Regions from separate parts of the Homo sapiens genome. Here all the other regions are linked to region 3. The links are chromatin loops, found by intact Hi-C in ENCODE. Cell type or tissue: Calu3. All regions are shown on one strand.

Region 1 (8,000 bases), 760 kb after region 3:
TATTTCTTCTGAGCAACCAGAACTAAATAAACATCACTTTCTTGATGCCACTGGTTTATTAAAATATGTCTGTAACTTCCTGTTTCTAATGCATCTAATGTAATTCTACTGGTTGAAAATCTAGGTCTTGCATCCCCTGATCTGGGTTATTTCCTTCTTCCCTTTAATATAGCAGTGCTAAAAACTTAGTGAGCATTCAAATTACCTGGTAGGCTTGATAAAGTACAGATTCCTTGGACCCACTCCCAGAATTGCTGATTTAGTAAGTCTGGTGTGGGATCCAATAATTTGTATTATATTTTTAGTAAGTTTCCAAGCTTGCTCAGGGACCATACTTTAGAGTCACTATTATTAATATGATCTGTTTAAGTAGATACTTAGTATGATGCCTGGGACATTGTAAATGCTCAATAAATGCTAAACATATAGCAGTTTTTCTACCATCCAATAAATATGACACTTTCAATCTTAACATTGTTTAATTGCCCTTATTTTATAAATATTCCATGTTTACCCTATCCTAGCTTACTCAGATCCGTCTTGACTCAGGTGAAATTCCAATCAATTTTTTAAAAACTTTTATATCATCATCGGTTCTTCCTTTCCTGAGTACACATTGATCTATGCCATTTATTTAATTTTTAATGATATATTGGCATAAACGTTTACTAATTTGTCTCCGTGGTGAAATTGTCTTTCCATCTAGTTGAAGAGGGCTGATGTGATATCTTGCATATCTGTTCAACCTCTCACAATGCCCAAAACAACTATTGCATGATCAAGGTGGATTGTTTGCTTTTAAGGTGCTTAAATATGCATCTGCTTTGAAGATTATAGAGAAACTAAAAAAACTACATATTTGGCTAATAAGAGGGTAGATGGTGAGAGTAAATACATATTAAATTCTTCGTAAAGTACGAAAGGATGCTTAAAAAACTATTATTCCTCAACATTATTGCCAAATAAAAATTTGCTTTTTAGTTGTTTCTGTTTTTTTTTTTACCTGTTTCTTATTGCAAAGTTGGAGTATTTCAAATCTCAAATCCTACTGAAAAGCTGAAACTTATCTTCATTATAAATATTTAATATAAACATAATTGTATATAATATTAGTGTAATGCTAGTGTAAAATATAGATGTGGCTTAAATGTTATAGAATCTCAATTTGCTTCCTTGGGGTTCTAGCTCTACACTTCACTAGAAATCCATGAATTCCATGCAGAGGAATCTATCAAAATCAAGCACAGGGACTGAAGGATGGCAATTTCAGGTAGATAACTATTGCTATTTTTATGGTTGGAGACTGCAGTTGTGTTCAGATTTCTGGGAACCAGATAGTATTTCAAAAATGTTTTCCATAATTTTTTTTCAAAAAGAATGAGGATTTCCTGTAAATGGACTTAGGCTTTTCATAATTTTTTGTACCCTCTCCTTTCAAAATAGCCACATAAGATACTACCCATTGGACTAAGCAACTGCTCTTCAGCAAGGTGATAACTCTTCTGGGTTTAGAGGGTTGACTTATAGTTAATTTTTGTAAGGGAAAATTACTTGAATATCATTAGGTTTATTAGACATCTTTGTAGATAACTTTGGTTTACCATAAACTTTAAATTCATTCATTTGTTAATTAATAAATATTTATTGAGTGCATATGTGTGCTGGATATTGCACTAAATATTTTGGGGGATAAAAGGATGTATCAGATATGGATTCTACTTTCAATCATCTTATGTCTGGTAGAAAATATATGTCTATAAATAACTACATTTTGAGGTAGAAAGAAGTGTCGTAAGAGAGGCTAGAGGCAATGCCTTCTGAGAAGGTGTACAGAGTATCCGAATGACATTGAGGAAGGCTTTATGGCAGAGCTCTATTTAGGTTGGGGCAGCAAGGATGCACATAGATATGTGGAATTAGGGAGGTAAACTGCTTTTACTAAATCTGGTCACTCTTCATGTCAGTTGAATTCTAGAGAGAGGGCCCTGGTCAGGGTGAAGGGATTTAAACGTGAATGCTGAACTTCCGTGGCTCAGTTTGACTGGAGCTCAAGGGCAGCAGGAAGAAGGGTGGGAGAGCTGGCTGGTGTGAATTCAAAGAGGGCTGTCAATATCAGGCCAAAGAAGATGGGTTTGAGTCTATATATAATGGGGAGGATAGCTCCTTGAATCAATCTACGCTTTAACAAGATTAGTATGGTGATAGAGTATAAATTGAGTTGTCTGTAATCTCACTTCTGGTCTCACGTCTATAATGTTGATGAATTGGTCTCTTTATGGGCATTTCCCCCTCCTGCACTTTGAGATGTGCAAGAATTTCTTGGGCACTATTGCTTCGTTCAATAAGAGAGGGCCCTAAGATCCACGGCCGCTTTAGTGAAAGGACTTATCTAGAGGGTTACAAAATAAATTAAGCATATAAATCTCGGGAGAAAGACTGTGATCCAGTTATATGTTCACTTTATGATTCAATGGCCATATGATGAACTTTCAAAAAGCAGTGAAAGAAAAAAATCAAGAGGAAGCAGCACTATAGAAATGCATAGTTTCCAGTAGCAGAGGTGATTTTTATCAAGCCCAAGTTGCTCCAGATGGCAGTGTGTAGTTGAATTTGAAAATGGAGGAAGTCATGGGTGTAGCAGGTAAATACTGACATCCTCCAAATAATCTTTGACTCCTCCATAAAAAAGGAGTCCGGCAAATAAATATTTTAGGTGTGTTACATTACAAAGTTATTTGATGAGATCTGCAAAGTTGCTGGTTTTGAATTATTAATGATCAGGGTATACATTCATAGTGAGAGAAAATAGGTAGTAGTCCCACCATACACTATCCATTTTCTTTCACATTATTTCATACCTAAACTGTGATGAGAAATTAATTACAAAATCTACTGCAATCCCTCTCAATGTACTATTAGGCTGAGAAACTCTAAGTCAGCCTTCTAGGCTTTCCTTTTTTAATTGACATGGATTTGCAGAAATTAGCTAGGTATTAAAAATTACCAAAGAAAAGGTTAATTAAACCAACCCACACAAATTGACAAAATCAGAAAGTCACCTGTTTGTTCTGTAAGCATAATGTATTCCATCAGATACAGCTCTTGAGTTTTATGCATGAAATGTCTTTTTTTTTTTTCCCATACTTCACGAAACTGGGGTCGCTTTGTGCTGCAGCTTTCCAATTTGCCTGTCCATTCTCATTTTCCTTCCTTAGCTGAGTGCCCCCTTTCGGCAGATGGTTTGATGGTTCCTCTTTTCCAAACGCATAAGCACGATGTATGTGCAAAAAGAAGGGCAATTCCGCCCTCAACTGGCCAGAGCAGTGATTGCATTTTGAAATTCTCTGAGCTTGAACCTAGCAGAGGCAATGGAATGTATTTAAAGATATGAAATGTGCTTTCCTGTGAATTTTATAGTTTAGTGATTTCCCAAGGCACACTCATTACTGTCGGTATTATTACCCCTTTCATGGTATTTCTGGAATTATCAAGGAAGAGAAGAAGAATAGATGCTGAACTCCTCAAGGAATAGTACTTATCACTGGCATTTTCCAGACTGCTGGCTAAATGGAGTCAACAAAGGTTTAAATTCTTAATAGACATTTCGGAGGCCTGTGATAAAAATCTCTGAAAAGGATACGTGAATGGCTTATAACTGTTTTTCATTTGTCTCTCTAATTCACCTGTCTGCTTTTTAGGAGGAAATCAGCATTAAATTGATTTAGTACTTTCTAAATCCAAAGATGAAAATAAGTGTTTTGATGCTTCCTCATGACATCCCAGGCTTAATGGGAAGAAAGGAAATAATTTCCCACTACCTAAAGGACCCTGAGCATATTAATGGTCAATACGGAGGGCAAGAATCCACCCTGCAGCCTGAGGACCCCAGGCAACTAAGTCAGCCCCTTCCACTAAAAAGAGCAGTATTATTTCCAATAGAGCTAAGAGGCTGAAATAACAGTGACAGAAACTAAATCTCTGCTGTAGCTTCAAAATGCTTTGAAAAAGGAACCATGACATTTTTGTTTTATGGGTCAACTGGGTATAACTGGGCTGCCATTAGACACAGGTAGACATTCAGAGTCCCAGATTACTCTTACATCAATGAATATATTAATTACAAGTTTACTTTTCAAATGTTGCACTGATACCTTAATTTAAACTGCTGAATTATGATGTATTAATTTGGGTTTACAGTATTTTCAACTAATTTAGGCTAAACCTGGTGACCCAAATGAGCGAGGTAGTGGTAGATATAAAGGGTGGGGGGATCAGGTTCTCAATTAGAGATATTTCTCTAGCAAGATAAATACTCACATGCATTGTGTAATTGGTCCTGAGGCTGTGATAATGAGCACGTCATCAGAAATCTCAAAAAATTGGCATAACCAGCTGGAAACCTATTCCTGAACTTTGAACTCGAATTCAACCTCTACTTGGCCATAATTTTATTGACTCTCTGTTATTTATCTGAAATTCAGCATGTTGAGAATAAATATTTTAAAAATAAATAAAAATATACTTACATAGAAATAATAAGTTCTAGTATTCAATAGTACAGTATGGAAATTATAGTTAATAATAATTTGTTGTATATTTCAAAATAGCTAGAAGAGAAGAATTATAATGTTCCCAGTACAAAGAAGAGATAAATGTTTTAGGCAATAAATATGATAACTGCCCTCATTTGATCATTACACATTGTATACATGTATCAAAATATCACATGTACCCCCAAATATGTATAACTATATACATATATATACACATCATATATATATATGTATACACATTTATACACATATATACACACATACATATATACACATATATACACATATACGCATATATACATATATGTATATATGCGTATATACATATATGTATATACGCATATATACATATATGTATATATACGCATATATACATATATATACATGATATATATATATACATCAATTTTTAAAAAACAACGCATGTGAAATTTACATGCAACTGCAGTAAAATCTAAAGCATAAAGTTTGCTAAAGAGGAATTTGGAATTATTAAACCAAAGCTTGGGGAAAAGACACCCTCAAAAACAAAACAACAAAACAGCATTATCATCATCATGGTGAATCCACTTCCCCTCCTGACCTGTCTTTTCTGTCAGCATCATTTTCTCAGTAACTTGGGTTTGTTTTTCCACTCCTTTTTTTTTTTTGCATTATTTTCCAGAAAGAATGGTTTCTAAACTACAGTGATTCTTTTCAAATTGTCTTCCTTCATCATTCTTCTATTTAGACTACCATCACCATAATTTTGTCACAACTCATAACTGAGTTATACAACATTGTAACTTAATGTCCTGCTTCTAGTCTCTCCATTCTATAGTCCATTTTCACTGGATGCTCATTGAGTACAGAATGAAAGTCAATACTCTTAATCTGGCTTTCAGAATGTCCTAGAATCTGGCTCTGGCCTTTGCTGCTGAGTCGCCTACTTTATGCTCCCACTAAATACATGACCTTGTTCCTCATGCATGCTCCATGCCAGCCAGATTCTCTGCTCTTCCCAGGCAATTCTTACTACCAGAAATGTCTTCCTCTTCCTTTTCGCTTATTAAAACTATATCCATCTTTTAAGGACAAGGTTATATGCTATCTTTTTTTGTGACAACTTCTCTGATTACCATGCTAAGAAAGAGATCCCATGCTTCCCTCATCCAGCCTTCTATACATGAAAAGAGTAATATTTGTCATGGCATACATATGGTATATTTTATCCTTCGCTATATCTCTCATTAACTTTATTAGATTATATGCTGTTTGAAACCAGATACAGTGACTCATTAATCCTTATATTCAATCAAACACTTAAACATATAGCATTCTGTACATGTGAAATAGCTATTTCTGTTAGTGATTTGAAAACATACTTTAGGGGAAAACGCATTTATAAAGAAAATACCCATACTTTAATGTCTTATATTCAAATCAGGAGTTTCAACTGAATACCTTGCTGAAAGAAAAATACATTAGCCTCTCATACAGAAACAGGTTTCAAAGAGTGTAATAACACAATTCTTTACGGTGATTACCTCAGTGAATAGGTTTAAAACAAATGTAATTAACACATTGATCACTTATAAGTAAATAGGTACTTTTAAAAAGAAAAATTGAATTTTTTCCTTGATTGTTCCTAAACTTGCCTTCTGGAATTTCAAGAGCAGCTAAGCTTAATAAATCCTTTAGTTGTAAGTACTCTGTCCAGCCCATGTCAAAATATTTTGAAATACTGAAGATGAAATTAATGAGATTCTTCTGCATCTCATATCCACCCTGAGCTGTGGTCTTCTTGATACCTGTGAATAGAATGGTGAACAGATACTTCATTCAACAAATATTCACTGAGCAACCAATACATATCCGGCACAGAGGAAACCATATAACAAAACAGACAAGGTCTTTGTTCTCATTTTTAAGTTTTATGGGTAGGAATATATTTTTTTCTAGTCCATTTTCTGTCAGAAATACCATTTTAGGAACCATGATAATTGTTTTAAAAATGAATTGAGGAATGTAAGTTGGTAAGCAACATTTCTCTCCTTTGCTCACTTCTTTCTTACTTATAAAATGACAGAAAACAGTGTAATAAAAATTTTTATTTATGCTTCACAGCAGGAAAAAGTAATTGAAATAAAAGCTTATCATCAATGTTACCCACAGATATTACTGGGTATCTTCAGGTTGAATTCACATACCAAGTACATACAACTTCCCTCCTTCTTCTTTCTCTCTTCTAATCACACAACATACCAACAAAGTACATCCTGGAGGGGGAAAGATACTAAGAAGAAAGCTTTATAAAAAGTGAAATTTGAGAATATTTTGTCCAACCACCTCATTTTTCCATAAAATAAAACTCTGAAAGAAAATTACTTTCTCAAGGATTTGTAGTGAATTAGTAACCGATTCTAGACTAGAAAAATCCTCACACTATTAGTTCAGTTCTTCTTCCTCTAAACAACATCATTCCTGACAGCTAGTTTTTTCATTAATTCATTCCACACACACATTGTTATTTCTTTTCTACAGTGGAAAGGCTAGATAGAGCTTCCTGAAAGACGTGAAACCCACTCTGGGTCTTCAAAAAATGCAGACAGGTCATAATAATCCCCATGATAATAAAGGCATAGGGTGATATACCAGATAGAGGGAACAAATGTGCAAAGGCTTGGAGTACGAGATTGCCTGGCAACTTGCGTAGGCCACAGGAGGGCAGAGTGAAAGGTGAGGCCCAGGAAGCAGGAGGGGCTAAATCATCAAGGGTCTTGGATGCTTTGCAATGGAATTTTGATAAAGAGCTCTTGAAATTTTTCAGTAGGGAGTCGTGGGGTAGATGGGTGTGTTAACTGATTACACTTTATTTAGAGATATCACTACGGTAGCAGTGCAGAGGACAGGCAAAGAAATCAGATAGAAGATGGTTATAGTAACTGAAACAAGAGATCATAAACACAGTATAAATCTCACCCTCATTATTCATGTTCTTCCAAAGAAAGTGTGGGCATCAGCCAGATGAACCACAACAATGCAAGTCCACAGATCCTTAGCCCATGAATGAGCTTCAGGAATACCTAAGCCCCAAAAGTGAAACACATCTGGTACATACGAGTATTTGTATTTCTGATGAGAGAGATCGGTATCATATTCTCAAAGGAACAAGACATCCACATTTTAAACAACTACTGCACTAAAAGCCTGAAAGAGTTGAGGCAGTTTCCCCAGTGCCTATTCCCACCTAGGAAAACCAGCCTTCCTGGATAATTGCCTCAGGCCTTCTACATAGAAGAAAAATTGTTTTTTGAGACACATATCTTTTGGCTAAAATTGATGTAGCAGATTTGTAACTCTGCAGAAGCAGTAGTAATTATCATAAGTCTCCCGGAAGAATTTGAGCAGTAATTCATAAAATTTTAGAGATACAGTCTGTTGGTGATAGAGGTGAAGAAGTGTTGA
Region 2 (8,000 bases), 660 kb after region 3:
GTTATCTTTCTGAGAGATTGCCTCACCTAACTATTGAAATCAATTTGCTTCTCTCTCCTTTGCCCAAAATAATGCTCTGGATTCTCTCAAAGCATCTTTGCCATTTTCATCAATATTCAGATTCCAAAATATCTCTCCAATTGCTCTATAGTTCTTTGAAAAGCATGATTTAATATGTGACACATTCTTAAATTAACCAAACTTTCTAATCAAAAAAGAATCTCAACATTAAGCCTTTATTCCTCTTAGTGAGAAAAAAAGAAAACAAAAGACATATTTTGGAAGGTGGCAGATACCATGTATCATCAAGAACAGACTCTAATTCATTTGTTACTTTTTCCAACTATACCTTTTATTCCAACATTTTTTTTTTTTTTTAGACTGTCTCACTCGGTCACCCAGGCTGGAATGCAGTGGCACGATCTTGTCTCAGTGCAACCTCCGCCTCCTGGGTTCAAGCGATTCTCATGCCTCAGGCTCCTGAGTATCTGGGACAACAGGCACCTACCACCACACCCAGCTAACTTTTGTATATTAGTAGAGACAGGGTTTCACCATGTTGGCCAGGCTGGACTTGAACTCCTGACCTCAAGTGATCTGCCCTCCTCGGCCTCCCAATGTGCTGGGGTTACAGTCATGAGCCACCTTGTCCAGCCCCAACATAATATTGTTATGAATTGTGTTTTATTTTTTTCTGGTGTTAGAAATCATTCATGATTGTAGTGGACTGAGTTAATTTATTATACTTGGCTGTGCTGTACATGATAGGTTCTGTTAATAGATGCCAATTGCCTAGGCCCAGGTGTAGATGTGCAACTTAGGCTTTACCAATCAATGACTACCATTTAAGCAGGATCAGTCAGAATTTCTTCTGGAATTGATACACAGATGTTGAGAGAAGGAGTTTTCCTCTCTATATACCGTGTTTACTAAATTGGGAGGATGTGAACCTGTAGCTGACAGTTGCCATCTCTAAAGAAAGCCTTCTACAACAGCATAAAGCTCAATAAAGGCAAGCAGAGTTGAAAGGCAGGCAGTGTGAGTCTTGACAGCACAGTATCAGGTTTCCAGTACCTGAAGCCCTTATTCTACCAGCTTTCTGGATCCTGCTTCATCATTTCCCCACCTCTACATTCCCACTATCACAGAGACATTCCCACTAGCACAAATATTAATATCATTCATCTTAAAACCAAGGCAAAAAATAAGTTTATAGCATCTCTAATCATTAGCTCATTTCTCTACAAACTTCTCAAAAGAGTAGTCAGTCTTACAATCACTGACTCCAATTCTACACATCCCCTTTCCTCTTTGTAGGTTTCAGTTATGTTATTTTTTGTTCATGCAGAAAAATATATGTAACATGTTTTACATTGTGAAGCATAATAACATAACTTAAGAATTATAATATTACCAATTCTATTTTACTTTCCTCTGTGTTCCTTTCTATATACATTTCTATATACTTTCTATATACATTTCATTGCCTTCCTTAGAGAAAAGATAACGGCTATCTTAAATTTTAAGTATATATTTCCTTTCCTTTTAATTATTAAGAGTTTTACCACATACATATTTTTCCATAAATAACATACTACCTCCTTTGAGCGACTCCACAGGGGCTTTCTCCATTTTCACTGATACTGCCCTTGTTCTGATCACCAGCCATCTTCACATTTCAAAATCCAATCATGAATTCTCAGGCATCATTATCTTGACCTATCAAGAGCACTGGACATGTTTTGTTATTGCCTTTCCTTTGAGCATCTCTCTTGGTCTCTGGGGAGCCACTCTGTACTTAACCTCATCTGGGTTTCTACCTACCTTATTCAATGATCCTTCTCAGTCCCTTTGGCAAGATGTTCTTTTTTTTCTCTAACCTCTGTAACTGTTGGAGATTCCTAAGGGCTCGGACACTTCTGGTTTATCTAAACTCACTTCCTAAGTGACCTCATCTAGGCCTTATCTATAGAGTTGATACTTCAAAATACATATTCAAAATACTCTTCTCTCAATTCAAGGTGTGTTTATCCAGTGGACAATTCTGTGTCTTACTTGGACTTTCTGAGCTCCTTATCTCCTCATTCTTTCACAGTCTTTCCATTGAAGTACATGCTATCTTTATTGTGTCAGTTGCTTAGACCAAAACCTCTGAAACAAGCTTGGCTCCTCTTTCTTTCATACCCACATTCAAACCATCAGCAAATCCTATTTTCTCTACCTCAAAATATATCCAGATTCTAACCTCTTTCTATTGTGCTATTGCTACCATCCTGGTACAAATCACCATCTTCTCTCTCCTGGACTATTGTAATGACCAAATTCCTATTTTCTCCTTTGCCATTCTGCATGTTTTTTCTTTCTCCATGTAGCAGACAGATTGATCTTTTAAAAATTAAGTCACATCATACTATATCTCTGAGCAAAACCTGTTGACAGCTTTCCATCTTGCTCAGAGTGGAAGTTAAAACCCTTAATACAACTTACGATGCCCTTTGTGATCTTATTCCAGCTCTGTATCTGACTTCATCTCCTATACTCTTGCCTTCATTTCCTCTGCCCCAACCATAAAGGACCATGTCCTTTTTCTCAAACATGCCAAACCTGTTCTTGTCACAGCCTTGGTATCTACTGTTCTTTTCATATGACACAGTCTACTTCTTTACAAGGTTCTCAATCTATGCCCTATTCACATCCTTGGCTGGATAATTCTGTGTCATGGTGGACTTCCTGTGCCTCATGAGGTGTTTGCAGAGTCTCTTGCTCTACTCACTAGATGCCTGTAGAACCAGTTGTGATAACAGAAAATGTCTCTACTCATTGACAAATGTCCCTGGGGAGAAAAGCCATGCCCAGTTGAGAATCATTGGTCTAAACCCAAGTTAATGTAACAAGAAAAGGAGTTTTCTATCTGTATTGTTGATTATTATAGGACCAATATACAATAAATCCTCAAAAATATTCTTTAAGTAAATGAAAGCATGGATTCTGTGAAGTATCCCAATATTTTTTCCATTAACGTGAGCTAATAAATTATCTTTTTGCTTAACTTTGTTTGAAATGACTTTCTGTGTCTTACAAAGGAAAGATTTGTTGGAATAATTAAAAGATGTAAAAAGAAAATGTATGATTGTATAAAGAAGTGGATTTTCAAGATGACAAAAATAATTTATTTAAAATAGCTAGATTTTTATATTGATGGACAAGGATAAATGTAGTCTGGGGAAATAGTCTTTAAAATTGCAAATTTTTAGGAATTAAAGTAGTTGGTTCTCCAATATGCACTATGCTGATGCTCAGAAGTGTCACTCATTACACTTTACTCAGTAAAATTCTTTTGGCAACCTAATAATAAGATGCTTCTTTGAACACAAACATATTGAAAAACAGTCCATCTTCCATTCATTCTCTAATCCTTTATTGAAACATTGATACAGTACAGTTCTTCTGAAGTAATCTGTGGAGCTACATACATGACTACATCAGCAACTTTGCTTTTTAGGGGTTCATAGTTTATTGAAGGAGAACTTATATAAAAAGATAGTTACAATAAACTGAGAGACCCTTTACATAAAGGTGTGTGTCTATAGCTATATCTATATGTGTATCTGTAAGTATAAGCACATAGGACAGTTAACCTCACTTAGGAAGCTCAGAGAGGTAGCATTTGCCCTGGGGTTTTGCACAATAAATACATGATTGAATAAGGTGTTTACCTGGTGAGAAAAGGAAGGAAGATTATTTCTGGCAGAGAGAACAGCATGTAAAAGGCTTGGAGGTGTGATATAATTTGACATATAAAGAGAATCCCTCAGGAATATATGTGGCTGGATTGTACAATGCGTAAGGAGGAAGCCTGAGAAAAGAAAAAGTTGAGATAAATGAGGCCAGGTCATAAAGGGGCCTTATAAGTTTCATTAAGGTATATGTATGTGTATGTGCACTTTATCCTATATATAAGTCATATCCATCCCAGTTTTTTAGGGAAAAGAGTTATATGCTCAGATGCGTGTTCAAGAAGACCACTCTTCATGTTTGTGGTTAATATATGGTTGGGAAAGATATGAAATGGAGAATGTTCACCTAATAGCCTACCACAATCTTCTAAGGAAGAAAAATAAGGAATTGAACTAAACCACGAGCAACAGGCCTTACAAGGTGACTGTGGATTTCAGCAATATTTATATGAGTGAATCCACAAGTCAAGGTGATTGATTGGCATGTAAAAGAGAAGAAAGAGTAAAAGGTGTCCCTGGGGATCCTATTTTGGGAAATTTAGGAATGAAAGAACTGTGTGGCAGTGATCACCTGGAAAAAGAGGAAGACAACCTGTCCCTGAGATCCCGTTATAATAAGAGCAATGCTTGGTGTTCAGATTCTTTTCTAGTTGCTATGAATACTGATCACATTTATTCAGATGGGAAATTCAGGTGGAGTAGGAAAAATATTAAACATCTGGGGTATCTCTACCAACGTCATATTTTTAAAAAACAATATTGCTTTGAAATCTTGATGCTGAAATTACAAGGCAGACACTTAAAATATCAGCTGTCTTTGGCGAGGAATCCTTTTAAAGAGTAACGCTCAACTTTGCATGTTTATGAACTCCTTCATGGACAGTCGCGGCAACTTATTTTTTGGCGTCAAACCATCTCTATGAGTTCTCCACTTTTTTGTCCGTCTCACTTAAACCAAATTACATGTGTGACTTGGCAAGTCTTAGATGTGTGCCTGTTTGTGAGTTAACACTGCCACCTAGCATCTGAAGGGGATTTTTGTTTGCCTTCTAAAGAAAATCCAATTTCTCCTCCAGGCATCAGTGCCAGAACTCCTACCTTGAAAGGAACGTGTTTACGATTAATTAGCGTTGCAGGTGAAGAGCTTCTCATTGTTACATCAACATTTCGGCGTGCTGTGCTAAACATTCGGAGTGTCCATCACCGGAAAGTGGCAGAGAGAAGTTAGCATAGCAGCGTGTTTGTGCGTCTGCTGACCATGCACGTATGTTTCACTTCAGAGATGGAGAGGAAAAAGGGAAGGGGGGGAGGCAACTTACAGAACAATGAAAAGCACGCAGCTGGACCTGCAGGGGAGTCAGCAACAAATCACCGAAGAATGGAAGAGTTGGCAAGAGAGGGAGTGGCGGGGGCAGAAGGGATTTAGCAACATATAGAAACATGGAAGGAAAGGGAAGGAGGGGAAATGGTATAGGCAGATAGATGACACAGAAACATAAATATGTGAGTCACTGAAAGCAAAAAAAAAAACCTTTTCAGGATCTTTTTCTCTTTCCTTTTCTCTCTTCTCTCGTTTGGCTGAATGCATCACCGCAAGTTGGCTAGCCTTACTGCTTAGAACCAGCGTTTCTTGGTCAAGGCTTAAGTGTTTTTTTGTTTGTTTGTTTGTTTGTTTTTTCTGATTTGCATTTCTTGGGTTTGAACACAGTGTTCTTTAGTGCTTCATTAGTTTTCATTTGTATAATACATGCATCAAAGATAGACAGGTATTTAGGTTCAGTTATTATTAAACTTGTCTAAAGGAACTTTGGGGTTCTGAATTCTAAGCTGTGTGTACCTGTGTTCAGGATTCTACAAAGATCACAGAAATATGCCCCCTTGTGCCTCTAGGTGTCTTGCAAAGATGTCAAAAAGCAAATTTTGTACAGTACTTTGAGCTGCGTGTGAGAACACCATTATTTCTCCCTGATACCCTCTGCTGTGACAGTTTTATGTTTAAAAGTCTTTAACAGTTTGCTTTAGGGAAATGTGTATACATCTGAAAGAAAGTTCCCAGGTCCTGATTCCTATGGTGTTTCCTTATCAGAAACAACCCTACACCAGATTCACAATTTATCACTGTCTGACTTTTCTTTCCTGGGTTGCTGTCTTTTTTCTTGTCTTGCTTTCTTCCTTTCTTTACTTCCTCCAGTGTAAACAAACTAATATTCCAATCCCCTAATGTCCATATCTCTGCTTCTCGTACTGTATGTATTTGTGAGTGCGTGTCTGTGTTTGTTCCAGGCAACTGTGAAGGATTGAGTAGTTCCATTCCAAAGTTCTGGCAAATTCCCAGTCCTGGCAAATTGTAAGAGCAGAGTCAGGAACAAAATTCAGGTAACTGTAGTCGCTTGGCTGTTGCTGTTCCCTATTCTGACCTGTCGTCTTCTTCTCCTGCTATGACTGTCCTTGGTTCTGTCACCTGCCCCCAGGGATACTGTTTTTGTAGTTTCTCACCAAGATAGCTCAGCACTTCCTCCTCCTAAAGCTCGAGAAAGCCTTTAAAAAAATCAAGTTCAGAATAATCCTTTCCATCAGGCCATTCCACACTTTGCCACACATTATTTTCTTCTTTTAATGGACTGCTGTGTATTTGTGTTGACTTATTCAAAAGTAGCATCTAGTCAGGCTTCTGTTTTGGGCAAGGATAAAACCACTCATCCTCTTGTGGTAGAACACTCAGAAGTACAACTATATGCCCCCATGTTTATTGCCCTATTGTGCTACCTTAATGTTACTCCATGAGAAGCAACCCCTTCTCCACAATGTCCTTCCTTCTATTTCTGTGATCTCCATGTAAAAAATTCACATGAACCCAACCTCCTATAACCAGGGCTGCAGCAAAACCAGCTGGCAGCAGAGCTGCATTGGGCAGGGCAGCAGCAAGAATTAAAATCATTCATCTTCTTTCTTTCCATTGGCAGCCAGGGGAAGGCCGGGTGGAAAGGTTATGAATTGCCACATTTCCAAGGCAACCACAAGTTTGAGGATTTAGGAAGGTACTGACATGATGATACAGGTTAAGATATGTATCAGGGGTCTCTACCTTTTTGCATGGCAATTCTGTGCTTTTGTAATTTATACTTCATTCATAGACATGTACTCTAGGATTTCATTCTGGCATCAAGGCAAGTTGCTTCCTGCACAGCACTATGCAGATTTAACCCTTTATTAAATCACTTACTGTTTTTGGTACTGATTGAATTTGGTGATTTATAGATTAATTTCAGAAGCAGATTTTAAAAACTTTTTTTGGGAGAAAATCCACTTACTTAAATTACAGTGCCAGATATTTAAAGAGATATTCAGCATTTTGAATTTCAGGGGGAAAAACACAGGTCTCTCTTTCTTACCCTTCATCTCCAGTATTCTTAGAATTCTAAACACCGTATGTTTCATTGCCTATGAAATGCTCAGATAATAAAATGTTTATAGTTGAAGTTGACTCATGAAGCCTGTGTTCGTTATGAAAAGAAATTGCTAGGTGGGGGCTGAAAATTTACAACAGACACCAACAGGAAGAGATAGTGGTGCAAATCACACTAAGACATAGAGCTTTTCATATTAAATGACTCTCATGTACCATTTAGAATGATCAACACTTGGAGACGATACAGAATTCACAGAGAAAGGCTTCAAAGAGTATTTTGTACATATACTAAAACCAGGAATTAATTTTTCCCCCAACCTCAACCAGACATCAGGGTCTATTCTGAAACATTGTAATAAAGAGGACTGATACTGTTTATTTTAGGGTATCTTTTTTTCTTATTTATTTTTTATACTCTCTTAAAGAGGGCAGCTATATACATAGAACATGAAATTATGTATAATTTAAACATCAGGGGTTAATAGTGGATTCTTTCTTCATTTAAGCCTCTTAATACTTTGGGGCTTCGTTATCCTAATCTATGAAATGGAAGGAGGGTGCTTTAAATCCTTAGTTACAAATGAAATTATAGATATTTATGTTCTTTTCTGCAGTTTAGTTATGTTCTTCACATCCACCTTATTCTCTATAACATATGCATGTGTAGCACTTTTTAAATGCAGATGGCACAATCTCTGGAGCTATAGAATGAAGGTAGTATTTATCTCAGAATTTCTATACCTCTGATTACCTAAATACACTAATAGAAAAATTGGGCTGAAGAAACACAGTAACTAAGCAAGATACTAGCATAGTCACACTGAGTATTGAAACTCCAGAAAATGTATTAACCA
Region 3 (8,000 bases):
GATCAAATGGGGAAAAGGTTTTGCTGTATTTGGGGAACAGCATGGAGGACAGTCCCTTGGGCAAGAGAATCATGACCTTGTATAGTAGAGGATGAGACTCGCTGTAATGAACTGCTGTATCAAAGACAGGTAGAAGAGTTTTGAAGAAAACTCCAACCAACACAGGTATTTCAGGTGACACATATCTCTGTTTCTATTTTGTTTGCCTGCTAGAATAACCACACTCAGGTTATCGGGAACACAGAACATGGAGAGAGACTCTGAGCTCTTTAGCAGTTTTGCCATTACATTTAGGTTCTGCGCAGTGGCAGTGAAAGTTATTGTTAGGACTTTGTATTGGGGAAGAATCACTTGGGACTTGGGAGACTGGCCATATATTGCCCAGCATCCAACCTGCTATCTACCTTCCATCTTTGTCTTAAGTGCTTTTGAAAGTAGTTGGCCAGGAGACCATGGGATGGCCTGGGGACCATGGGAAGTTACTGTGGCTCAGTAGAGACAATTCAGATTTGCCTCTATTCAGCTGTAGTAACAGAGATCATTCAAATTGGTCTCTACTCAGCTATAGTAACCAAAACAGCATGATACTGTTGTAAAAACGGACACATAGACCAACAGAACAGAATAGAGAACCCAAAAACAAATTCATACATCTAGAGTGAACTCATTTTTGACAAGTGTGGCAAGAACATACATTGGGGAAAGGACATTCTCTTCAATAAAATGGTGCTGAGAAAACTGGATATCCCTATGCAGAAAAGTAAAAACCAGAACCCTATCTCTCACCATATACAAAAACCAAGACAATGTAGATTAAGGAATTAAAATCTAAGACCTCAGAGTATGAAACTACAAAAAGAAAATATTAGGAAAACTCTCCAGGATATTGGGCCAGGCAAAAATTTCTCGAGTAATACTCCATAAGCACAGGCAACCAAAATAAAAATAGACAAATGGGATCACGTGAAGTTAAAAGGCTTCTGCATAGCAAAGGAAACAATCAACAGAGTGAAGAGACAATCCACAGAATGGGAGAAAATATTTACAAACTATGCATCTGACAAGGGATTAATAACTAGAATAAGGGGCTCAAGCAACTCCCTAGGAAAAAATCTAAAAATCCAATTAAAAAATAGACAAAAGATCTGAATAGACTTTCTCAAAAGAAGACATACAAATGCCAAACAGGTATATGAAAAGGTGCTCGATATCATTCATCATCAGAGAAATGCAAATCAATACCACAATGAGACATGATCTTACCTCTTTTGAATAAAACAAGTTAAAACTTGTTTTATTCAAAAGATGAGCAATAACAAATGCTGGCAATGATGTGGAGAAAAGGGAACCTTTGTACACTGTTGGTGGGAATGTAAATTAGTACAACCACTATGGAGAACAGTTTGGAGTTTCCTCAGAAAACTTACAATAGAACTACCATAGGGTCCAGCAATCCCATGGCTAGGTATATATCCAAAAGAAAGAAAATCAGTGAATCAAAGAGCTGTCTGTAATCCCATGTTTATTACAGCACTATGCAGAACAACCAATAATTTGAAGCAATCTAAGTGCCCATCAACAGATGAATGGATTTTTAAAAATGTGGTACATATACACAGTGGAGTACTATTCAGCCATAAAAAAGAATGAGATCCTGTCATTTGCAGCAACATGGATGGAACTGGAGGTCATTATGTTAAGTGAAATGAGCAAGGCACAGAAAGACAAACTTTGTATTTTCTCATTTATCTGTGGGAGCTAAACGTTAAAACAATTAAACTCCTGGAGATGGAGAGTAGAAGGATGGTTACTAGAGGCTGGGAAGGGTAGTGAGGTGATGGGGAAGTAGAGATGGTTAATGTATACAAGAATATAGTTAAATAGGATGACTAGGATCTAGTATTTGATAGCACAACGGGGTAACTACAGTCAATAATAATTTATTGTACATTGAACAATAACTAAATGTATAATTGGATTGTTTGTAACACAAAGAAAGGATAAATGCTTAACATGATAGAGACTCCATTTATGCTGATGTGATTATTATACATTGTATGCCTGTATCAACATATCTCATGTACCCCACATATATATATATACACCTACTATGTACCCACAAAATTTAAAAATATAAAAATTTAAAAATATGGAGATCCATTCCTACTTGGTTCCAGATGAATTATAGTTCTCTGTGAGCCAAGAAACATCTATATAATTTATAGTCCATTTTGGCTTGCTTTTATAAAGAAAACGTTATTTTCATTCTTAAGAAAATACAGGCTGCATAACATGATGCAATAGTTGATGGAGGCAGTAAACTGTTTCAGTCCTTACTTTAAAACAACAGCAGCTACAAAAACTGGTCTCTACTCAGAAAGGTTATGTGTGGGAAGGGACCACCACTTGAGTTCAGAGGAAGGTTCATTTGCTAGGATTGTTGTAACCAAGTACCACAAACTGAGTGGCTTACATAACAGTAATGTATCGTCTGAAAACTCTGGAGGCTACAAGTTCAAAATCAAGGTCTTGGTAGGATTGGTCTCTTCTTAGAAATGTGGTTTGTAGATGTATTACTGCAATCTCTGCCTTCATGTTCACATACTGTTCTCTGTGTGTTTGTCTGTGTCCAAATTTCCCTTTTTTATAAGGACACCAGTCACATTGGTCACCCTACCCCAGCATACCCTCATCTTAACTAATTACGTCTGCAAAACCCTGTTTCCAAATAAAGGCACATTCTGAGTTGCTGAAAGTTAGAGCTGCAACATATGAATTATGAGGAGGGGAGACACAATTCAGCACACAACAGCAATGATAAACAATAGTGCCCCATCCTTTCCAGTTACCTTGGGGATGATACTTTTTTCTCTATAAGATACAGAAATTACAGGCTTATTGATTAATCTGATATGTTTTTAGTACTAATTTAAATTTATATTTGGGGGGATATGGGGGATTAAGAATATCTCCCAGCAAATTCCCTTTCTGTTAATCTCCCCCAGCTTGCAGTGACAGGGACGTTACTCTGGAAAGAGATGTACCTTAGGCTTTACCTATAACTGGGCACTGTCATGGCCGACTGTTTTCTCACCCAGTCAGACCCTCCAACAAATGCCATTTTGTTTGTAGTAGCAGGAAGAAATGGAAGGAAAGAAGGAAGAACTGAGGGAAAGGAGAAAAGGGTCCCTTTTTTCCCACAAGTAGGAACATAATGCCAGAGTGCCCTTCCCGACTCATTTCTGACCCACAGAGACTGCTGCAGCATCTCTGACCACAACTGTGTAACACCTAAAACAAGGGAGCCCATTCTGAATACTGTGGTGATAATTAGAAAGAAGGCATGGAATTTTCCAAGACATTAACATTGGCAAAATGGTTCTGAGTGTGCTTTGTGTAAAAGTAATATTTGCAAAACACATCTGTCTGTTGAATATTAGAGTCAAAACACGTGGCAAACATTTTCATGGTATTCCACCAGGGGGTGCTCCCCCCAATAGAAAGAAGCAAGAAAACTTGAAAATATGACTATTTGAACAGCCCCAAAGAAAACATTTGTTTCTGCCAAAATCATGAAAACAAACATTTTTTTTCTTTGGGAAACAAACATATTGGCTCATAAAATGAGGTTTGAAAAAAAAACAGCTTCTATAACATATATATGTACATATTTTAAACTTGCCTGAAGGAAGATAAAACAGTGCATTGACTGATGATAGGTTTGATTATTTAGAAACTAAGAAATAGATTCCCAGAGAGAGTTCTCAGATCATTTCCAGCTTAAGAACTTTTAGAACGTTAAATGCAAATGAAGAGAGAGAAGCCAATTCTCCTGACCCCTGTAAAGCTCTTAAAAACATGCACTCCTCATAATATAGACAGCCGAAACCCCTTAGAAACTATATAGGAGTTACTATTAAGAAGCAAGCATTCAAGGATCTGATATGGCCCAGACTCTATGAAGTGCCAGTTTGATAAGCCATGTATCTGAGGTCCTCCTCTTGAGAGTTTTTATGCAAATCACTAGAAGCCCTACTTTTAATTTACCAAGAACTAAGTTGTATGGTGTGAAGCTCAAGGAATTTACTCGAGACTCAAATATTTTAGAAATTTTTTCTTTCAAATATACTTAGATTTTACATTATGAACCTTGCTTTTATACAAATCACTTTTTTGTTATTTGAGGAACAAGATAACATTTTCTTGGCAGGATTACTATAGTCCCCCCAACAAGCTCTACCAAAGAAGATAATAGAACTTATTGAGCTTAAATGAATTATAGGAAAGTTCCTGAAAAGTCCAAGGTAAATGTGAAGAGAACCCGATTCTCTTAACCTCACCCAACCCAGCACTTGATTCTCCCTTGTTTCCTGGTTTTCATACACACACTGGGAAAGGAAAAGGAAGAAGAAACAAGGATGTCGTTATGGCTGAAGGAGCTTTGAGCTTCCTTTGCTCTTTATCGCAAAATGCATTGAATATTTCCCTCATTTCTCGTAAGCCTGTTACATTTAATCCTACTGCTTATTGATATAAGAAAACTAAAACCATCTCTACGTTTGCAAAAGCGTATTTTACAATTTCTAGAACATTCACAGCAGCCACAATGCCACAGTGAATTGCCTCAAAAAAACAATGCTGATTTCTGTTTTGGGCACATTATTTCAGAAAACAACTCACCAGCAAGATAGCAATTCTACACAGAATCGTTTATATCATTACGTGGAAGATTATAACCCTAAAAAATATTCCCCAATTTGTTTCTTTACTGAATTCTGCTTTCTAAAATCAAGACAAACAAATAGGTATCTAAGAGAATTAGAGTGGTAAGAGTGTGAGGCTTAATTCCATATTGCACGTGCATGATGCTCTGTTTTTTATAGCTCCTGCTTAAACAAGCTTGAAAATAAAGCCATGGATCGATGGCCTGAGATGTATCATTACGGAGAATGCAACCCTGGGATTAAGTTAACCAGCCATTCTTCCATGCCGTGAACAAAGCTTGTCCTGGGAATCTGAGACATATGTTGTGGCCTGGTATGGCCCTTCTATTGCTTGCACCCTGCTCTGTGGGCTATATCACCATGAGTCAGTGGGCTTGGCACAGAAAGGCACATTCCAGCTACAGACCGAGGAAGAAGAAAAACTTCACACAGAGAGAAGAAATGGCAGAAACTTTATTGCAGTAGGAAGAAAAATAGGAAGTAAGAGTTTTAAGTAATATTACATAGTCAACTAATGTTAATAACATCAGCAGCTCTCTTTGAATGACAACTATGTACCAGGCTCCTTTTATACATTATTTTTGACCCTCATGTAACCTTTATAAGTATTCACTCCATTTTGACAGATGATAACTGATGGCCTCAGGTTCTGTAACTTGTCCTAGAATCATGCAGCTAGTATGTGGCTGAATTTTATTTGAACCCAGGCTTCTCTGCCTTCAAAGCCCGTGTCAAGTATGTGTTATGTGGCACCATCATACAATTTTATGTTTTCTTGCAAGAGCAGCATTTCAATGAGTGGCTCAGTCACTTATTCTTTGTGTAACTCTAGGCAAGTTCACCTAACATCTCTTGGTGCTTGTTTTCTTATTTGTAAAATGGGGACAATAATATTACCTAGGGCATAGAGTTATGGTAAGAGTTAATGATTAAATATATATGAAGCACTTTTGAGAGTGCTTAGAACACACTAAGCACTAAATGAAACTTAGCTATTATAGTAATACTATTGTTGAAATTGAACATTAGTGAAAAGAGCTTCCCAGAGAATACTTCCAAAAGGGGTAATAACGTCTGAATTATAAGCTTCCGGAGAGCAGGTATAATCCTCTCGTGTATATGCTTATATGGGGAGGACAGTATAAAGAACGTGGGAGCACATCATTTACTCTAAACAGGCAGTTAACTGGATCAAGATAAAAAGAAATTTCAGGGATGCAGCTCTGATCTTCCAGGAATTTGGCCAAGTGTGTGCTGAGGTTTATTAAATGTTTTACTAACACGTGAGTTCTTGCCTTTTTTTCTGGCGGGACCTAATATATAGGCATCTTTTATTCTGAACCTAGGCAAGGGGAAGGAGAAAACCTCATGGCAAAATGGTGAGGAATTGTGAGACAGAAGTGTCATGGTCAGTCAATAGAAAAGAAAGAAAAAAGAAAAAAATGTTAGTACTATCATTTATTTATAATGTAAGTTTTGAGAAACTTCTCACAATTCATGTTGAGAGAAAAACACCTACCCTCTGACTTATCCATCTTTACTGCCACCCTTGCTCCCTGAACTCTGGTTCTTTGTTTACTCAAAAGGCAGCTGGCTTGACTAGCTTTCCTGATGTTTTCTTTTGAAAATAATAAAAGAAAAGAAAAATAAAGCAAAAGCCATTCTCCCAAGGCGATATCGGGAAGTGTCACTTACCTATCGCCTTTCTTCCTTTCTCTCTGATGTTTAAGTGGTGATGCTCAGGACTGGTAATGCTCCAGGAAGTGACCCTGCCCTCAGGCCCTCTCCCCTGCCTCAGGCAGCCTGACTCAGAAACTGTCCCCTAATCACCTCATCCTCAGTCACAGCTGAGCTCCCTGGTCACCTCTTTCCAGGACCCACAATTCAACCTTATCCTGCAGCAGCCATGACATTCTAGAAACCTCACACTCCTGCCTATGTGCGTGCCCTGCAATATTTTTTGCTATCCTGTAAGGAGACCACACGCAGGCTTATCTCTGAGATGCTCTAAATCTAACTCAATCTAGTCAGGATTCCAGTCGTCCCTCCTGATAGGTCTATATCACTGCAAGTGTGGATGAAAAACACAGACTGTCAGAACTGAGAGGATGTCTCTGTATCATCTTGTCTCACAGTCTTAAATTTCAGATGAGGAAACAGATGCCCACATCACTGTTAGTGGATGACTCCAAACAAGAATCCAGGCTTTGAAACATGATGCACTGTTTTTTCCTCTGTGTTACATGACACGACTCCAGGTTAATACTCTCTGATTTGTTTTGATACCTAGGACATGTTGCTGTCTGATGTATCTCATTTTTAATCCACAAATAATCACTGATTTTTCTCTCTCCTCAGTTTACCAGTGGGTAGACATGGGTGGAAATTTATGTGGTATAATTTCATAAATTCTAGGAAATTCCTGGTGAATATATTTCCAGGGAATGGCAAATTCTTGGGATTCCCTCCCCATCAACAAAAATGAGTCTTTCTAATATGTTCTTTACAAGCTGGATATTTGTAACTGTATGAACTATCATAGAAGTTTACATTTTAGGAATATAATCAAATAATAGAATAAGATGTTAATTAAATATTTTTTATTAAATAACTTTAGAAGTATAAATAATATCACCAGTAAATTTTTAGATTTGTTGGGAAACTGTGACAGTAAATTGTGTTCAGGTTCTCACAATGAAGTAATAGAGAAACCAAATATTCCTGGGTAGATACCCCTAACCTCTAAATTTATAGGATAATGATATGACAGTATATTTGCTATATAATGTACTTATTTAAAATAGAACAATTAAAGGAAAACAACTATAGCTTCAAGTGATGGTTCCCACATTTTAGACTGCATGAGAATAACTAGAATGATGCTGTTTAAACTCAGATTCTGTTCCCTGGTCTAGACCTACTAAATTATCATTATTGGTGGTGGGGCTCTGAAATCTGCATTTTAAACAACTATTGCATTTGATTCTGCTACAGCAGGACTGCACTTTGATGAAATTTGGTTTAAGTATTTATTTGCTCAATGGCAAAGGTTTTCAAAGAAAACTGTCTATTCAACCATGCCTACATCAATTAATAACCATTACAGATTTTTGTTTTAAAAATGCCAAAAATAGTATTCAAGTTCTTGCTTGAGAATTCTAAAATTTTTATTGGTCACAGAGTGCAGATTAAAGATTGAAGGGTTGAGGCTCAGACTATGACCAGATCAACTGGGACCAGATCATCCCAACCATGTTTGCGATGGTAGGGATGATA
Region 4 (8,000 bases), 490 kb after region 3:
ATAATTTCTCTTATGATTTCTGCTTAAGCCCAAGGGTAATTTAATAGCAGGCTTTTTAGTTTCAGGACTAGGTAACATTTTTGGCTCTTTTTAAAATTATTGTTTTTCTAACTTTATTTCAGTAGAGTTAGGGAACATATTCTGATGTTGATTCATTGGAATTGTTTGAGCCTTTCTCTCTGTAATTGTTACAAATTTAATTTTTGTGAATATTCCATGTGAGCTAAAAAAAATCTGTTTTTGTTCTCTGGTCTCCACCCTAATGAGACTTTAGAAATTCTCAGCTGTAATCCATGATCCCTGGTCTAATAAAAAGAAGGGTGTAAACATGGACCTGACCTTCAGATGGGGAGGGGGAGGCAAAAGAACACAACTGAAAATGCTCCCCCAGCTACATTGAGGAGGGGTAAATGGTAGGAGGGAGCTAGGGAGAGAACATTTAAAGGGTGTTGACAGAGTTTAAATAGGTGGTGATAGGGACTTGAAGTGATAGCAAAAACAAAAAACAAAAAACAAAAAAAAAAAACCTCACAAAAGAAAAATAAAGACTTGGAGACTGACTGGGTCAGAAGGGCAAGAAGGAGAAGTTAGAAGAGTCAAGGATGATTATACAATTTAATTAAGTGTGTAGGGCAAGGATGAGGGAAGTCAGGAATCCAAGTTCAGATATGAGTCAGAGATGTAATTATAAAAGCACAGGCAAATGTTCCGAAGGAGCCCAGAAAAGCAGAAGTAAAAACTCCCAGTGTCCTTTCAACTGGGGAAGTTGCACTCTGCCTTCTGCTACTCTGCTAGAGCATCACAAGTTTCCCTGAGGGCCCCTGACCTCTAACCCTCATTTCCAAATCTAATGGTCTCCTCAGACAAGTATTTTTATGAAAATAAAGCCAAATAACATTGCGCTGACTTTGTCAGTCTGTTTTTTTTATTACACACTGGATTTCCGGGGAGGGGATTGCCCTCTTCATGTTTCAAGAGCCAATGCAATCTGGTTTTCTTTATATTCCCACTACTGCACCATCAAGTTGCAATCTAATCAACTGGAGATAGTGGCTGATTAATTCCCCGTAGAGTGAAATTTAATTCTTTCATCCTGAGTGTTAGTAGATGGCTAAATCAAGGTTCTACCAGGTTTCTTCCTGCATTTTATAACCTTTTGGGTCTCCTGAATGCTAAATCTAATCTCCCCTCTCCTGAACTTTCAAAAATTTTTTTAGGTCTTTCCATGTAGAAAGTATACACATCAAAACAGATGTGCTGTGTATTCTCTGCTTGGCATGTGGGGAGCCTAAACTATTTCAGCCTCAGGATTCTTATGCTTTTAAAATCCTGGGGAGTGGAGTAGAGGGCAGAGTCCCTCTCCTGCTCTGCCTCTCTGCTCCTCCCCTGGGCTTGTCCCTCTGCTCTCCCTAGAACCTGTCTCCAGCAGGCCACTTCCTCTGTGACAGCTTCAGGCATCCCAGCTGCATCTGTCCTTGGCTGTCATTCTCTGCCTGCAGCCTGCAAGATGCTTCAGCAACTCCAGTGAAAGTGCTTACATTCCTGCTCTGGCAGTGGGTGGGGAAGTCTTTTTTTTCTTCCTCTCTTTCTTTCTTATTTTGTTTTGTTTGTGTTTTTGTTTTGTTCAATTTACACATTCCTGAGCTGTCATCCTGGACCTCCCCCTCCCTGCAACAACTGTCAGACCCCCCTCTACAAGAAGACAGAGTAAACCAGAAACAAACAATGTACGAAGAGAAATTTCAAAGACATTCAGAGAAATGTGTTACTTCAAAGGCAGTAGCAAGGTCCCCCTGGAGCTCATTATTATAGCTGGTGAGATAAGGCAGGGAGGGAGCTGCTCAGTGGGCTCCCAGGGGATGGGAAAAATGGAAAAAAAAGCTCACGAGTAGTTCAGTTTAGCCATTTTTAAAAACTATCAAATCTATATATCCATCATAGATAAAGAAATAAACCTTGCCCCTTTTGTGGTCTCCAAAAGCTGTTCACTTTACTTGATATCCCACTGACACACCCCAAAACCATGAGTTCTTGAGAGGAGAATGTCTTATCCACTGTGGAATCAGTACAGCTATAGGGAAAAGAGACAGAATGGCAGGGTTAGAGGCCACACCTTGCTGAATAACAGTGGTTCGGATAATGAAGTGGAAGAGGAGAGGGGCTACAGCACCCCTAGCCTCACGCTGTACCTTAGGATGGAGAGCCATTGAGGCAGCCATGGGAACCCCAGCTGCTTTTACTTTTGGGGAGCTGGTTTTGTTTTAGCAGCAAAAGTTAACCACTATAAGAATGTATGTTAGGTAAAATTGACCCGGAAGGGAACACCTATTCCAGTAATAATTGATCTTTCACGTACTTTAGATTGTGCATACCTTTATGTTGAGATTGTGCTACCTCTTCTAGAGGTAGCTTTTTATATTTTTATCTCAACATAAAGCTTTTTATATTTTTCCCTTCAAGTTTATCTTGTTCATTAGATTGTGAAATTTAAGGTCGAGGAAAAAGATTTTTGTATTTTACTTTTGTTTTGTTTGCTTTTTCATCTCCAAACTTCTCAAGGAGTCCAAGAAGTATGAAATATCAACTAAAATTGTTTTTGAACTTAGAATATTTTATTGCTACCTTATTCAGATTTATTTTTTAATATGGATGCAATAAATTGTGTGTTTTTGGTATCAAGTTCCGTGTGTTTTGATAAATACGGAGTAGTATAACACCACTACAATCAAAATACAGAATATTTCTGTCAACCCATATGCACACACATACACAACACACACACACACACACACACCACACACACAGGTGCTAGCCTTTTTCAGTTAAGCCTTTACCCCCTGACAATTACTAATTTGTCTCTGTCCCTATAGTTTTCCTTTGTCAGAATGTTATATAAACGGAGTAACACAATATTAGAGCTTCATGTCTGGCTTATTCAATTAGTGTAATGCATTTGAGATCCATCCATGTTGTAGCATGTATCAGTACTTTGTTCATTTTTATTACCAAGTAATATCCCATTGTACAGATATAGTACAATGTATTTACCCATCCCCCAGTAGAGTACATTCAGAAGTACATTTGTTACAGGAAGGGAATCCCAACCCTGACCCCGGAAGAGGGTTCTTGGATCTCGTGCAAGAAAGAATTCAGGGCAAGTCCACAGTGCAAAGTGAAAGCAAGTTTGTTAAAAAAGTAAAGGAATAAAAGAATGGCTATTCCATAGAGCAGCCCTGAGGGCTGCTGGTTGCCCATTTTTATGGTTACTTCTTGATGATATGCTAAACAAGGGGTGGATTCTTCATGCCTCACCTTTTTAGACTATATAGGCTAACTTCTTGATGTTGCCATGGCATTTGTAAACTGTCATGGTGCTGGTGGGAGTGTAGCAGGGAGGACTACCAGAGGTCACTCTCATAGCCATTTTGGTTTTGGAGGGTTTTGGCCATCTCCTTCACTGCAACCTGTATTATCAGCAAGGTCTTTATGACCTGTATTTTGTGGTGACCTCTTATCTCATCCTGTGACTTAGAATGCCTTAACCATCTGGGAATGCAGTCCAGTGGGTTTCAGCCTCATTTTACCCAGCTCCTATTTAAGATGGAGTTGTGGCTGGGTGCTGTGGCTCACGCCTGTAATCCCATCACTTTGGGAGGCTGAGGCAGGCGGATCACCTGAGGTCAGGAGTTCTAGACCAGCCTGGTCAATGTGGTGAAACCACATCTCTACTAAAAATACAAACAAAAAATTAGCCTGGTGTGGTAGCGAACATCTGTGATCCTAGCTACTCGGGAGGCTGAAGTGGTAAAATCACTTGAACCCGGGAGGTAGAGGTTGCAGTGAGCCAAGATTGTGCCACTGCACTCTAGCCTGGGTGACAGAGCAAGACTCTGTCTCAAAAAACAAACAAACAAACAAAAACAAATAACAAGATGGAGTTGCTCTGGTTCACATGTCTCTGACATTTACCTCCTCCCTTTTATAAGGGAACCCTTAATTCTAAGGGTTGCAGAGGGATGAAAATCCATCTTCCATAACTTCTTCGGGTTGAATGGGGTGATGATATTTCTGCCTAACTATCAGGGTCTCTTGTGTTCAGGGTAGAGAGGAGCTCAGTCAGAAAATATCAGTGTGGAGAGGGCCATTTGTGACTCTCAAGTTTTGACAAGAGGTGATATCTGGAAGATTAATAAGTGTTTAGTTTAAGAAAACATTCAGTAAGCTTGTTCTATATTCCTGCACAAAGACTATAACAGCAATATATTCACAAGAGTAAAGCAAAATAAGTAAAGTTATTCCAAGTAAACTGAGTTAGAAGGCTTTTCATGAACTGGGCAACTGTTGGAACTAAGCTGATATGGGGTTATTAGCTATTGTAATGTGCCCAGAATTAGAATACTGATCCAGATTTTTACATTACCCATCCCTCTTGTTTCTTCTGAGCAACAGTCAGAGATCATTATGTGGTTCACAGGAATAAGCAGGGTTAGCCTAAATTGCAGAAACAAATGTAAAAACAACTAATGAGACTAGAATTTAATAAGTGTACCATGGTTCTTGAAATATAATATTTCTCTCTCCACTTTCCCATTTTTACTAAAGACAAATCATAGTAAGACCAATTTGCTTTATTATACTTGGCCTGATAATTTGTATAAAGTGCAGCAAGAATAATTATTTTCCACATAAGCTATTTTTAAATTGGCTTTGATGGAACTCTGTTCCATAGAAGGAATTTCAGATAAGACTTTTTTAAAGCCGAGCCCAGCCATGGGTGTTTAACCCTCAAATATCTATGAGTTGGGTAAATTTTTTCCTCTTGAGGTCCCAAGATAACTTGGGGATTCTGGACCTGTCAGAAAGTGACATACATTCTTTACTCACCACAGATCAGAAACCCTGTACAGGGACTGTGTAGGCAAGGTATGAGGCCAGTTCCCCAAGGGGCTTTTATTGGCTTTATAAGTCAAGTTTAATTCCTTAAAGGAAAACACACCATTCCAGTCAGAGCCTTGTCAAAATAACCAATTTCTCTAATTGTGTCCATTACAAAATAAAACAGATTCTTATTGAACTTATGCAAATAACTATATTGCCATAAGTTAAGAAAACTCACAACTAGTTTCCAAATTCTGGAGAAATCAGGTAGAGAGAAACAAATATGCTCCAAATTTTGTTCACAGGAGTATACTTAATTGCTACAAGCTGTAAATAGCTCAAAAGAAAAGTTTCCTTGCCTCTGAAAAACAAAACAAAGGATCAGCAGCATTTTAAGCAAAGCTAAAAAGATTACTTCCGTTTTCTATTGGTTCAGTTAATTCAGTTAATTCCTATCTATTTGATATTCATGAACATTCCAGCTCTTCATGAGAGTTCTGAAAGTTGTTTCTTCTGTTCTAATGTTACAATTTCCAAAGTTATTAGAAACCTGCATTTAAGAACACCTGTTAGAGTTCTATAGTTGATTATGAACCACCTTTTGAAGAGGATTAAAACAAGACAACAATTGTCTGTGGATGGCAAAACATCTTAGGACAGCCACAGTCAAAAACATGATTGACAAAGAAATGTGGTTAACTTTGTGGCATAGAATGATTTTATGAAACAATTATAATTATTAAAAACCTACACTAAGTCATTAGAATTATAGGACTTTCTTATTATTTTAGAACACTTACTAATAACATATTTATACAAATACAGCCTAAAGAAAACCAAATAACATTTCATATTTGATAATGCTTCCTGTATGATTTTCATACCAAATAAGCCAAATGTCACTGTTGCATTAGTGCATTATTGATGTCAAACCCAATTTTTAATAAAACATTATAGACATATTTACCCATTTCAATGTTTAACCTTAAGGTAAGATTCTTATAAACCTTTTATAACCCTTTACATTTTTTTTTTGTGAAAGAGCAGATCAGTGCTCTAAGAAAAACCTGCTGTGCTATTATTCCAAAGTTTAATTTATAGAAAAACTGAATAATACCCCTCTAACTTTAGCCATTATGTTCACACACAGAATCTCTTACAATTAATTTTTATAAACCTTCCACAACAGTTCAAACTTTCAACTTTATTCCATCTAATTTAAAATAACTCTTCAACCCTTTAGGGAAAAAAATCCACATTCCCATGTCTTCTTATAATCTTTTACAAAAAATACATTTTACTTTTCTTACACACCTTACATGTAAAATTGTTTCTTCAGTAGTCTCAATTACATATTACATGTTAACTTTTAGTGACTTTTACTTATGGTGAAAACCCTGGTTAGTAAGTAATTTTAATTGTGTACTAGTTGTGGAGCCTCGCCTAGGACACACCAGGCAGCAGTGCAGATTAGAGCTGACTCTACAGCATAGCTAAGGGGCATGGCTAACTCCACATGTCCCCTGGCCTTGCCTTACTTAAGCAGGCAAGTTGCACAGCAAGAGTTATAGTGGCATTTTATAAAGCATTTGGGAGGCCTAACGACTTTTGAATTGTACAACATTTCTTGCATAAATTCCCTTTCACAAATCCTTTTATGACTTACACAGACCATCTGAGATATTCTTGGACTTCCTGACTTGCCTTAAACATCCCTCCTTTTAAACAACCAGTCATTTTACTTTAGGACAAGAATTTACCATGCAAGATCCTTTCTTATATAAAATCTCTTTCTTTATATTTTTCTTTGTATAGGTAGGGGACATGGCTAATTTCACATATCCCCATGCCTTATCTAGAATCTAATGGCTTAAAGGTAGGTAAACTGAACAATTTTTTATAGTCAGAGAAAACAGTTTGACCTTAAAGCATTCCACAAATCTGATATCTGACCTTAATTTAGACCTAATGTCTACATTTTCAAGACTTTTTATTTTACCAACAATCTTTAAAACTGTCTTTATTTCCAAAAGATTACTAAAGTCACGTGAACAAAAAGGCATTACATTTTCTATTTTTCTGGCAAAATATTTGATTTAAGCACTTATTTTTCTAAGACAATTAGAGCTCTTTTATATATAAACATACAACAACATATAAATACACAGACAGACAGAAAATTCAGCACTTGTACAATTTTTTACTTGCCAGTTTCTTAATTGCATTACTGGCTTCAGGGTGGAGCCCTTGCAAGAACAGGGCCAGAAAAGCATGTGTTTCTAGGGCAAAATAAGCAGCAAATAAGCAGCTGAAGGCAAAGATCCCCAAAATTAAGAGCGCCATTTTTTTTTACTGGCTCCTGGATCCCCAAAAGGAGGGAAACACTACGGGAGAAGACAGTGCAGCGCTTTTACTTTGCATTTCAGTGCAAGGCAAGCCAAAGCCAATCAGCCGGTTTAGTAGTCAGCCCATCCCTCATGGGAGTCTTACCTTTCAGTGGGGGCTGGGGATGGTTCCTTATCTTCCAGGTGGCCAAGAACATGCTTCTCTGATCCAAGAGTGCAAAGAGTCAAAGAGTCAAGTATCCCTCCATAACTACTATTAGCTATCACTTAAAGTATATTTCCTACCTAGGTATTACAAACCAAAGCACTCTCATAATGTGAAGTAATTTCTGATACCCCCCAAACTCAGATAACGCGATGCAAAGGATGCAAAAAGCAGAACAGAGCCTTTGATTTTGAGAGGGATCTATTTGCTTTTAATTCCTGGGATTTCATGAGGGGAAAAAAAGGTTTTTTGTTGTTGTTGTTTTGTTTTTTCCCTAAAACTGGGTCTGTGGTGCCTCTTCTGTTTTTCCCAAGGAGTCCCAGGCTACCAGAAGTTATCTTAGGGACTCTCATGTGTGTATTAAGAGTGGCAAGACAAAAAAAAATGGAGAAAAATCATTCAGTCAACTGAGAAGAAAAAACCTTTTTTCCAGAAAAACAAGTTCCAAGAAGAGAAAAGCATAAAGGCCTTTTAGATATATCTATAGCTTGTTTATCCACTTTTAATTAAGCTGACTTTTAACCATAGTGCTCTTTAAAAAAGAAATCCTTTTAGATCTCTTATTACCCAAC

What was found. Hi-C counts contacts between places; a loop is a spot of excess contacts. Peaks named below come from ENCODE experiments on the same cell type or tissue, not always from the same donor. Only the 100,000 strongest peaks of a DNase experiment are listed, where the experiment ranks them.
Region 1: a loop joins it to region 3, with 7 times the contacts of the local background. A loop is called at or near these places in 25 of 110 quality-filtered maps.
Region 2: it touches region 3 in a loop (10-fold over the local background); 17 of 110 quality-filtered maps call a loop at or near these places.
Region 4: a loop joins it to region 3, with 4 times the contacts of the local background. A loop is called at or near these places in 7 of 110 quality-filtered maps.

The regions. Positions count from the first base shown.
Region 1 is chr3:116,766,303-116,774,302 of GRCh38, reverse strand. No RefSeq gene overlaps it. Among named protein-coding and RNA genes, the nearest start is that of TUSC7, 61 kb to the right of the region's middle. In Calu3, a CTCF peak has its summit at 3,251 (motif pointing left); a DNase peak (open chromatin) is centred at 3,272.
Region 2 is chr3:116,861,289-116,869,288 of GRCh38, reverse strand. No RefSeq gene overlaps it. Among named protein-coding and RNA genes, the nearest start is that of MIR4447, 15 kb to the right of the region's middle. In Calu3, a CTCF peak has its summit at 4,801; a DNase peak (open chromatin) is centred at 4,758.
Region 3 is chr3:117,522,154-117,530,153 of GRCh38, reverse strand. All of the region lies in intron 2 of LOC105374056 (a long non-coding RNA gene), which reads right to left. Among named protein-coding and RNA genes, the nearest start is that of LINC02024, 160 kb to the left of the region's middle. In Calu3, no CTCF peak of the experiment used is centred here; a DNase peak (open chromatin) is centred at 3,483.
Region 4 is chr3:117,029,376-117,037,375 of GRCh38, reverse strand. All of the region lies in intron 1 of LOC124909415 (a long non-coding RNA gene), which reads left to right. Among named protein-coding and RNA genes, the nearest start is that of LINC00901, 110 kb to the right of the region's middle. In Calu3, no CTCF peak of the experiment used is centred here; no DNase peak of the experiment used is centred here.